2 separate regions of the Homo sapiens genome follow, and region 1 is linked to region 2. A link is an interaction called in ENCODE POLR2A ChIA-PET data of the cell type or tissue named here. Cell type or tissue: PC-3. All regions are shown on one strand. Each heading gives the region's core, and the rest is flanking DNA. Links, peaks and the distances in the headings are about the cores only. Region 1 overlaps TBX3 (T-box transcription factor 3). Region 2 overlaps TBX3-AS1 (TBX3 antisense RNA 1).

The links. Peaks named below come from ENCODE experiments on the same cell type or tissue, not always from the same donor. Only the 100,000 strongest peaks of a DNase experiment are listed, where the experiment ranks them.
Region 1: POLR2A ChIA-PET joins it to region 2 with 8 read pairs; 11 of 35 experiments call an interaction of 5 or more read pairs at or near these places.

What each region holds. Positions count from the first base shown.
Region 1 is chr12:114,672,294-114,677,668 of GRCh38, reverse strand. It overlaps TBX3 (T-box transcription factor 3), which reads left to right. Exons shown (of 7, transcript NM_005996.4): 4 at 13-89; 5 at 1,199-1,356; 6 at 2,834-3,504; 7 at 5,367-5,375. Among named protein-coding and RNA genes, the nearest start is that of TBX3-AS1, 7.3 kb to the left of the region's middle. RefSeq lists enhancers at 1,436-1,937, 5,038-5,375. In PC-3, for the core only: CTCF peaks have their summits at 996 and 1,196; DNase peaks (open chromatin) are centred at 1,468, 2,218, 4,038 and 4,678; H3K4me3 peaks cover 5,000 bases; H3K27ac peaks cover 5,000 bases.
Region 2 is chr12:114,727,186-114,732,560 of GRCh38, reverse strand. All of the region lies in intron 1 of TBX3-AS1 (TBX3 antisense RNA 1), which reads right to left. Among named protein-coding and RNA genes, the nearest start is that of TBX3, 46 kb to the right of the region's middle. In PC-3, for the core only: no CTCF peak of the experiment used is centred there; a DNase peak (open chromatin) is centred at 2,670.

The DNA of each region.
Region 1 (5,375 bases), core at 324-5,323, 55 kb after region 2:
CTCTTCCAATAGATAACCCAGTTAAAAATAGACAACAACCCTTTTGCAAAAGGTTTCCGGGACACTGGAAATGGCCGAAGAGAAAAAAGGTGAGTTGAAACAATTATTTATTAGATAGTTTAGAAAAATCCCTTTTTTTAGGATCCAACTCTGAAGTGTTAGAAGTGAGATGCAGGCACTTATCCTAAGAGCGGGTGGAAATCATTCACTTTCCCCACTGCTACATGCTTGCCGCTATCAGTATACCCAGGACAAGTACTTTTCCTACCTCCTTACCTTTAAGGAAATTAACTAGGCTACACCATACTTATCTCTGGAAGAGAAGCATCAGGGATAATAGATTATACAGGGATGCCTATTAATTCCTAATTAATTTAAGTTCATCCTAGGCAGGTCCCAGAAAGAACCATGCCATTGAGAAAATACTTGGGAATTTTTGCAATCCTGTCTTCCAAATACCATCAGACAGAGCTGGGGACTTCGGAAAGATGTATGGCTCTCTCCCTCCTTCGTGGGGACATGTATCATTTTGCATTACGTAGACAGCTGGAGAGTATATGAAAGAGGGTCTCCCCTCCCCCACCCCCTTTCAAAGAATTTCTAAAATCCAGAAAATCACCCCCAAATTTTTAACCTATCCCCTTGGGGCGGGCATTAAAAAATAATTGCTAACAGCTAAATATATTTTTATTCCAATTAATTTGTTAGTAAAACGATTACAGTAAAGTGCAGCATGAAATAACCACTTCCTCCCAATCTTAGCCACCATCCAAAATTTGGGTATGCTGGGGACAGACAGCGTTGTGTTTGCAGGATTGGACACCCGGTTCTCCCTATATAAGGCTGGCAGTCCAGCTGTCTCTGACTAGATCCAGCCTCTTCTCCTGCTTTTAAATAAAATTTCACAGCCCAAGCAAATGCCTTTTCCTAATGAAACCCCATCTTGAATAAATGCAACTGAAGCCTCCTTCCTTTCTCCCTAACCCTCTGCCACACTCTTCAGCCCAGTTAGAGGGTCAAGGACAAAGCTTGGGTCTATGTGGCTGCCCTGGGGCAAGCAGATTTCAGTGAATTAGCGTTGTCCCTGGGCAGCAGGCAGGGTGTGAGGTATGTGTGTGCCGCTTTGGAAAGGGTAAGGGAAACAAAGAGGGGAAATGTATGTTACATTCTGTAACCTGGGTGTGGGCTTCTGCCACAGAAAACAGCTCACCCTGCAGTCCATGAGGGTGTTTGATGAAAGACACAAAAAGGAGAATGGGACCTCTGATGAGTCCTCCAGTGAACAAGCAGCTTTCAACTGCTTCGCCCAGGCTTCTTCTCCAGCCGCCTCCACTGTAGGGACATCGAACCTCAAAGGTAAACCATGTCACCTTTGTGATCACTGGACTCCAGTCCCTCGTGGCCTGGAAGAGTTGAAGGGGGATGGGGCACCAACCAGGGCACTTGCCCTTTAAAAGCTAGAAGCCTTCTAAACATCCTTAAACAGAAGCCAGAGTTCAAAAAGGGCTATCAGGTGTGTCTCCCCTTCCCCGCTAAGGCAGTAGAAGGAGAGCACAGAGGCCTTTCTCCCAGATCCTTATTTGGCTGGTGGGGAGGGGAGGTGGGTGTCTGTTTGCATACTACCTCTTGGCAAGCAGCTTTGAAAACTTGCTTGAAGCGCTTCTCTCTTTTCTCTCTGTCTCTGTTTCTTTCTCCTCCCATTCTCTCCAACCAACAGAGGCTCCAACTGCTGACTTTTCACTGTCTTTGAACTCTAGGTTACAATGTGTTGGACTGGGTGGGGGGGAAGCAAGGGACTCTGCCACCTGGAACCGAGAAGGTGGCCTAGAAAACATCCAGCTATAAAGCAACAATTGACCTGGGAGAGGAGGTGGAGCACTGGGGATCTGCGGTGGGGGTAGAGCTGGGGGAGGTGGGTGAGGAGTGGACAAGATGGCTCAAATCCCCCCTCAGTTACCTGTGTTTAAAGAGCAAGCAGTATTTATTTGGAAAGACACACACACACACACACACACACACACACACACACACACACTCTCAACGGGAAGAAACCTGTTTTTTAGTGAAATAAAATGCAAGTCCTTTATGTCTTCAATCCATTTAAGCTTTAAACATAAAATAGGATCCCTTTTTCTTTTCTTCTGGTGGAACACCCACAGAGGGTGTGGTAAAAGCGAAAAAAGAATCTATGATCGTCCCCGGGCTGTGAGCCATCTGTCCGACACTCATCTCTCTCTGCAGGGACTGGGGCAAATACAAACGGTTCAACTGAGTACTGGTGTTGAAGGACAGGTGTCCGTTCTGCCATTATCAATTCAGATGTCAGGGTTCTTGCCAAACAAATCCTTCCAGAGTAATTCACAAATTTGTGGAAGGTGCTGCTCTCTGTCATTCACTGATTTTTTGATAGTAATTAGAATATGTTCCAGCTGTGAGTTTTAATGTTACTTTTTACTTTTAAAAAGTTAATTTGCAATCGAATGGGGAGATGCATGTGAAATCTGCCACTGTAGGAACTCAAAAAAAGAAGTAAAATTCATTAAAATAAGAAGAGCTACTGATTAGGGGATTGTCCATCTAAGGGAAAGTTTAAACTCTGGGTAAATACTTTAAATTCATAATCGCTTATTGAATTTTCCAGCAATGTTGTTGGGCACGATTATCCCCATTTTGCAGATGACAACACTGAGGTGCAGAGAGGCTAAGGGGCTTTCCCCGGGATTACACAGCCACTAAGCCACGAGCTGGGATTCCAACTTGGGAACTGGAGTTCCGTTGGCTCATACTGGAGATAACGCCCTTCTGCCTTGGTTTTTTCCTTCGCCTGTGGTAGATTTATGTCCCAGCGAGGGTGAGAGCGACGCCGAGGCCGAGAGCAAAGAGGAGCATGGCCCCGAGGCCTGCGACGCGGCCAAGATCTCCACCACCACGTCGGAGGAGCCCTGCCGTGACAAGGGCAGCCCCGCGGTCAAGGCTCACCTTTTCGCTGCTGAGCGGCCCCGGGACAGCGGGCGGCTGGACAAAGCGTCGCCCGACTCACGCCATAGCCCCGCCACCATCTCGTCCAGCACTCGCGGCCTGGGCGCGGAGGAGCGCAGGAGCCCGGTTCGCGAGGGCACAGCGCCGGCCAAGGTGGAAGAGGCGCGCGCGCTCCCGGGCAAGGAGGCCTTCGCGCCGCTCACGGTGCAGACGGACGCGGCCGCCGCGCACCTGGCCCAGGGCCCCCTGCCTGGCCTCGGCTTCGCCCCGGGCCTGGCGGGCCAACAGTTCTTCAACGGGCACCCGCTCTTCCTGCACCCCAGCCAGTTTGCCATGGGGGGCGCCTTCTCCAGCATGGCGGCCGCTGGCATGGGTCCCCTCCTGGCCACGGTTTCTGGGGCCTCCACCGGTGTCTCGGGCCTGGATTCCACGGCCATGGCCTCTGCCGCTGCGGCGCAGGGACTGTCCGGGGCGTCCGCGGCCACCCTGCCCTTCCACCTCCAGCAGCACGTCCTGGCCTCTCAGGTATGGATCCTTCTTCCTGCCTCCACCAGTCTTTCCACCTTTCGTCCAGTTTCCCTGTCCTTTGCCAGCAGACCCTCACCCGATCCCTTTGGCCTAGTAGCTGTAATAATTTTTACTGAGCCATTACCGGGTTCAAGGCTTAGCTCATGGAGTTATTATGACTTCATTCTCCCCATTCACCCCAAAAATCTTTAAAATTTTTCCGAAGTTAAAGGCTGTTTCCAGCAGAGTAGATAGGTAGTAACAAAGATAACAGCTGGACACAGCACTTACTTTCAGGCATTCTTCTAAGTGCTTGCTCTGTATTGACTCATTTGACCTAACCCTTCAGGGGTACTATTATCACCTCCACTTTACAGATGAAGGCGAAGACGCCCAGAGATGTTGAGTGACTTGTCCAAGGTCACACAGCGGGTACATGGTGGAGCTGAGACTCAACCCCAGGCTATCTGACTCCAGGGCCTCTTTGAGGGTTTCTGATTTTAGCTTCAGAGCTGACATGTCTCTTAAGTGTCTCATAGCCAACCCTTCCCCAGGAATGGGACTCTAGGCCTGGGGAGGGGAAGTGACTACTTCCTGAGTAGGAGTTCAGTCTTGATTCCTCCAGCCTTTCCTCCCAGTTCGAAGCTCTTCTCCCCACCCCCAACCCCAAGCAGGCCAGCCTATTCCTCGAAGGGTTAATGGTTTGTGCACACGTGGGAAATGTCAGAGGACAGGGATAAGCAGGGACTGGGGCAGGCCTGGAGGCCTGTGTGTGGCTCAGACAGCTGTGCTGGGGGGAGGTCTCAGGCGGCTGGAAACACCCTGAACTCGATGAAAAGGTTCTATGAGGTTTTGCATGCTGTTGCCTTTTGTTTTGTCTGAGCACATTCGTCTGGTCTCCCTTCCCTGCGCCAAGAAACCAGATTGGCCTCCCCACTCCAGGGAGGAGGGAGCTGAGGAAAGGCTTGGCTTCTGGCATTTCTCAATTCCTCCCATCTCCTCTGCTGGCTTCTCCGGGAGACCCTGTCCTAGGTGGGCAGGTGGTTGGTACACCAAGGACTACCTGAACAGACAAAACCTTAAGGGCACCTCAAGGCATGATGCAGAGAACTGGCCCAGGCCAGGGTGCCTGCATCTTAAATGCTGCTTCTGCCAATTCCCAGCTTAGTGCACTCCTGAACTCCTGCGGCCTACCTCGGCTTCTCACCTGGAACACCAGTGAATCATGCTGGACGATTTCTTTGTCTCTGTTTATAACAAATGCCCTTTTTCCCTCCCCCAGCCCCAGTTTCCTTTTGCTTAAGATCTTCACTGTCTGTTTTTTTTGTTTTGTTTTGTTTTGTTTGGAGAAACTTCTAGGATTGGGGTGGGAGGATGGGGGTTGGGGAAGAAGAAAGATTTAAAAAATTATTCCTACTAATTTATGTCCTCCGGCTTCCCCTTGGTTACCTCTGTGGGGTAAACTGAATCTGTATCCCCATTTAACAGGTGCAAGGAGATTTCCTGGGGGCTGCACACACTGTGTGCAGCATATTGCAGGCTTTCACTCATTTAATATCTACAAAGTCCTCAATAAGTATATGAATTACTTATGATTTCCCTGTTTTTTCTTCCTATAAGGAAGCTGAGGCACAAGTTAATCAAAGTCTCTTGGCCTAGGGTGACACAGCTAAGATTTGTACCTAGAGATTTCTGAGTGTTGACTTCTCTCCTGCCCCCACCTATCTCCCCCCCCAAAAAAAAAAACACAACAACAACAACAACAGAACATACCAGGGATTCATGGCTTGCCCAATGTTGGAGGGGGAGAAGAGAGGAGAGGGATGAGATAAGCTCCTCCCACCCGGCTGACTCGCTGTGTGTCTCTTTTCTCACCCCAGGGCCTGGCC
Region 2 (5,375 bases), core at 256-5,255:
GCCCATGTGAGGACACTGCCCATTGGCCTGTTGCTGTGCTTTGGGCAATGGGTGGGGAAACAGGAGAGGGAAGAAGTCATCATCTCCCCATCCTCCTCTCCCAGAGGCCAGTTCTGTATGCTGCAGAAGAGGTTGATCCTGCCTTAACCTGCACCTCTCCCTAGAACCCAGTCAGGCCCCATCCATGAGGCCTCTGGCTCTGCCCCTCTCTGGTCCAACCAACTAGGAGCCCGTGGCTAGATGCACTTAAGCCTGGAATGAAGCTGCTGTCATCAGACTCGAAGAATCCATTAAACATCAGATCCTGCATCCTGCCTTCTTCCTCCATGGGTTACCAGCAGCAACTCAGTACCAATCCCATTCATTCTGTACCTCTCTCCCCTGGCAGATACTTTCCCCTGTTCATTTCAGTTTAAAATTAAACAAATTTTAAAAGTTGAGATAATGATGGGAGGTAAGGTGAACAGGATAAAAATGTTGGGAAGCCGGGCACGGTGGCTCACGCCTGTAATCCCAGCACTTTGGGAGTCCGAGGTGGGTGGATCACGAGGTCAGGAGTTCAAGACCATCCTGGCTAACACAGTGAGACCCCATCTCTACTAAAAATACAAAAAAGTAGCTGGGTGTGGTGGTGGGCGCCTGTAATCCCAGCTACTCAGGAGGTTGAGGCAGAGAATTGCTTGAACCTGGGAGGCGGAGGTTGCAGTGAACCGAGATCACGCCACTGCACTCCAGCCTAGGTGACAGAGCGAGACTCCATCTCAAAAAAAAAAAAAAAAAGTTGGGAAAAGCCCAGTGATCTGAATCTGGATATAAATCCTGGTTCTGCCACTTAACTTCCTGGGACCTTGGACTTACCATGTAGGCTTTCTGAGCTTAGTCAATATATCTATCTGTAAGAGATGACTGTCGGGGCCAACCCTATGCTCAGCCACATCGGATTCCCTTTCTCTCTGCTTAAAGGGGTGTGTGTTTGGTTTCTCTCTCTCTCTCTTTTTCCTATACCCCATCTCAAAAGAGAGAAGTGTAGCACAGTGCTTTCATGAGAGGGCACTGCAGACAGACTGCCTTGGTTCGAATCTGATTCTGCCACTTACTAGCCAAGCCACTTTGGATGGGTGACTTCTCTCTTTTTCCTCTTCTTTTTTTAAAATTATTATTATTATTATTATTATTATTATTATTATTATTATTATTTTGAGACAGAGTCTCACTCTGCCACCCAGGCTGGAATGCAATGGCATGATCTCGGCTCAATGCAACCTCCACCTCCCGGGTTCAAGCGACTCTCCTGCCTCAGCCTGCTGAGTAGCTGGGACCACAGGCGTGTGCCACCACGCCCAGCTAATTTTTGTATTTTTAGTGGAGACAGGGTTTCACCATGTTGCCCAAGCTGGTCTCAAACTCCTGACCTCAGGTGATCCACCTGCCTCAGCCTCCCAAAGTGCTGGGATTACAGATGTGAGCCACTGTGCCCAGCTCTTGATGACTTTTTGAACCATCAAATTAACTAGCTTTCCTTACTTCTGGAGTTCTAGTTATGAAAAAAACAATCTTTTTTTTTTTTTTGGCTGAAGATGGAGTGCAATAGCACAATCTTGGCTCACTGCAACCTCTGCCTCCCAGCTTCAAGTGATTCTCCCACCTCAGCTTCCCAAGTAGCAGGGATGACAGGCTCATGCCACCACAGCCGGCTAAATTTGCTTTTCTTCTTTGAGACAGGGTCTCACTCTGTTGCCCAGGGTGGAGTGCAGTGGCACAATCTCAGCTCACTGCAACCTCCATCTCCCGGGTTCAATCAATTCTCCTGCCTCAGCCTCCTGAGTAGCTGGGACTATAGGCACGCGCCACCACACCCGGCTAATTTTTGTATTTTTAGTAGAGACGGAGTTTTGCTATGCTGGCCAGGCTGGTCTTGAACTCCTCGCCTCAAGTGATCCACCTGCCTCGGCCTCCCAAAGTGCTGGGATTACAGGTGTGAGCCACTGCTCCTGGCCTAATTTTTGTATTTTTAGTAGAGACGGAGTTTCACTATGTTGGCCAGGCCGGTCTCAAACTCCTGACCTCAACTGATCTACCTGCCTCAGCCTCCCAAAGTGCTGGGATTACAACAAAAAGTCTTTATTATTTAAGGCCAGAGTTGGGATTTTCCCTGCAGAAAAAAAAGGAAAAAGAAAAAAAAATATATATATATATAAAATACACACATGCATATAACTGTGTATACACACACACACACACACACACACACACACACACATATAACCAATAGACCTTTTTTACTGAGTGACCTTGTTTCGGAACCCATGGTGTGGCCTCTTCAATAAGCATCCTCTGGCAGGGTTGGGGAGTGGGGCACTTTTCTCCAGACGTGCTCTTGCTCTCTGTCTCCACTGAATTCTCTGGTCAGATTTTAGGCCTGCATTCTGCTCTAGCAAGTGATGCTGCCTGACTCTAAGGCCAGGTCGAAAAAGACCATTCAGCTTCCACTTGGTTCTCCCAGAACACATGTTCTCTTGTGTTCAATCTCAAGAACGTCTTAGAATTTGGTCACCATGACTTGAAGAATCCCAAGATGCAAGAAGAGGCCATGTGGAGGTCCTCCAATCAACTGTCCCAGCTGAGGCCTGCCTTTGAGTCATCCAGCCTCAGTTCCAGACATATGAGTAAAAGAGGCTTCAGATGGCTCAGGCTCTGAGCTATTCAAAACACGCCCAGTCATTCAAGTCTTCCCACCTGAGGCCCAGACATCACAGAGTAGAAACAAGCTATTCCCACTGTTTCATTCCTAAATGCCTGACCCACAGAATCTGTGAACATAATAAAACAGTTGTTCCTAGGCCACTAAGTTTGGGGTGGTTTGTTACAGAGCAGTAGATACCTGGTACAATGACATGCATCAGTCTGAGCCTCAATTTTCCCATCTGCAAAATGTGGATATGAGGGTCTTCCAGAGGAGATCTGGGAAGTGAGTGTGCCCATATAAACAGCAGATGACCGGAGCCTAAGGCCCACCGGATTCAAGAGATTATAATACAATGTGCCACTCAAATAAAGTGAGGAGCACATACTAGGCACCCCGAGATTCTCAACACCCAAATTCTCTCCTCCCTCCAGCCACTCCCAGAGAAACTCAGACCAGCTCTTCATCCAGATCTTACGTCCAAAAGGAATCCCCACACCACACACCCTGCCACCACCAACTTTCCTTTCCATTCCAATCAGAGAATTAATTTCCAGAAAGCAAGACTGCCAACAGCAGAAATAAATCACAACAGAGCAGGAGATGAACATTATCTAAAGTGAAACAATTTAGCAAAAATCTCTCCCCCTCCCTCACCCCGCTCCAAACCAATAACAATTCAATTATTTGGCCGTCACTATAAATGATGGAGCAGCCACGTGGCATCCCTGGCGTGGGAAGGGGAAAGCTATGGAAAAGGAGATGAAAACCAGCCAGGGGAACACACTGATTAGACAAACAGGAGGCAAAGCAGGGAGGTGCCCAGCCCTGGGATCAGGGAAAGGAAGAACAGCCAGCACCCTCACGTTCACTGGCCTAACACTTTGTTAGACATGATGCTATTACATCCATTACTGTGCTTGACCTTCTGAGAAGGCCTGAGATGTTGGCTGAGATAATGTAATCCATCCCTATTCAAAAGACACAGGAAGTCGTGTTCAGAAAAACATTTTTAAAATTTTATTTGAGACGGAGTCTCACTCTGTCTCCCAGGCCAGAGTGCAGTGGCACAATCTCAGCTCACTGCAACCTCCACCTCCCAGATTCAAGTGATTCTCCTGCCTCAGCCTCCCAAGTAGCTGGGATTACAGGCATGCACCACCATGCCAGGCTAATTTTGTATTTTTAGTACAGGTGGGGTTTCACCATGTTGGCCAGGCTGGTCTCGAACTCATCACCTCAAGTGATCCGTCCACCCCAGCCTCCCAAAGTACTGGGATTTCAGATGTGAGCCACCATGCCTGGTCCAGAAAAACTTTTAGGTGTAATAAAAGGAGCTCTCAACTTGGAGTGGGAAGTTGATGTGTTCATTTAACCCACGACTGTTTTGTCTTTCATTTGGTTTTGGGTTGGAGTTTTGTTTTTTGTTTTTGTTTTTAATTGAGACAGGGTCTTGCTGTGTCATCCAGTCTGGAGGGGCAGTGGTATGATTACAACTCACCTCAGCCTCGACCTCCTGGGCTCCAGTGATCCTCCCACCTCAGCCTCCCGAGTAGCTGGGACTACAGGTGTGCACCACCATGCTCAGCTAATTTTTAAATTTTAAGTAGAGGTGAGGTCTCTCTATGTTGCCCAGGCTAGTCTCAAACTCCTGGGCTCAAGCAATTCTCCCACCTCAGTCTCCAGAAGTGCTGGGATCACAGATATGAGCCACCATGCCCAGTCCCATGACTATTTTGAAAATCCACAAAAATGCCCATGCCTAAATACCCTGACTTGATCATTACATGTTGTATGGATGTATCAAAATATCACATGTGCCCCATAAATATTTGTACACATTTGTACAAATATATACAAATATTATGTATCGATTAAAATGTTTAAATAAAGATAAATACTTTTTAAACACTAATGGAGCTTACATTTTACTATAAAGAGAAATATAATCAAGCACAAGCATCATAAGTAAGGGAATTCCATGGCTTGTTAAAAGGCAAGATGTAGCCGGGCGCAGTGGCCCACGCCTGTAATCCCAGCACTTTGGGAGGCCGAGGCAGGTGGATCACTTGAGGCCAAGAGTTTGAGACCAGCCTGGCCAACATGGTGAAACCCCGCCTCCCCTAAAAATACAAAAATTAGCCAGGCATGGTGGTGCAAGCTTGTAATCCCAGCTACTCAGGAGGCTGAGGCACAAGAATCTCTTGAACCCAGGAGGCAGAGGTTGAAGTGAGCTGAGATCATGCCACTGCACTCCACCTGGGCAGCAGAGTGAGACTCTGCCCCGCCACAAAAAATAAAAATCAACTAAAATAAAAGGCAAGATGCACTATCAAAATAGAATGAACAAGAGCAAGGTAGTTTGGAGGGGGAAGGAGAGGTTTGCAATCTTGGATGGGATGGACAGCAGAGGCCTTAATGAGAAGGATCATGTGAGCAGACTTGAAAAACATGGAGGGGCCAGGTGCAGTGGCTCATGCCTGTAATCCCAGCACTTTGGGAGGACGAGACAGGCAGATCGCCTAAGGTCAGGAGTTCGAGACCAGCCTGGCCAATATGGCAAAACCCTGTCTCTACTAAAAATACAAAAATTAGCCGGGCATGATGGTGGGCACCTATATTCCCAGCTGCTCGGGGGGCTGAGACAGGAGAATCACTTGTACCCGGAAGGCGGAGGCTGCAGTGAGCTGAG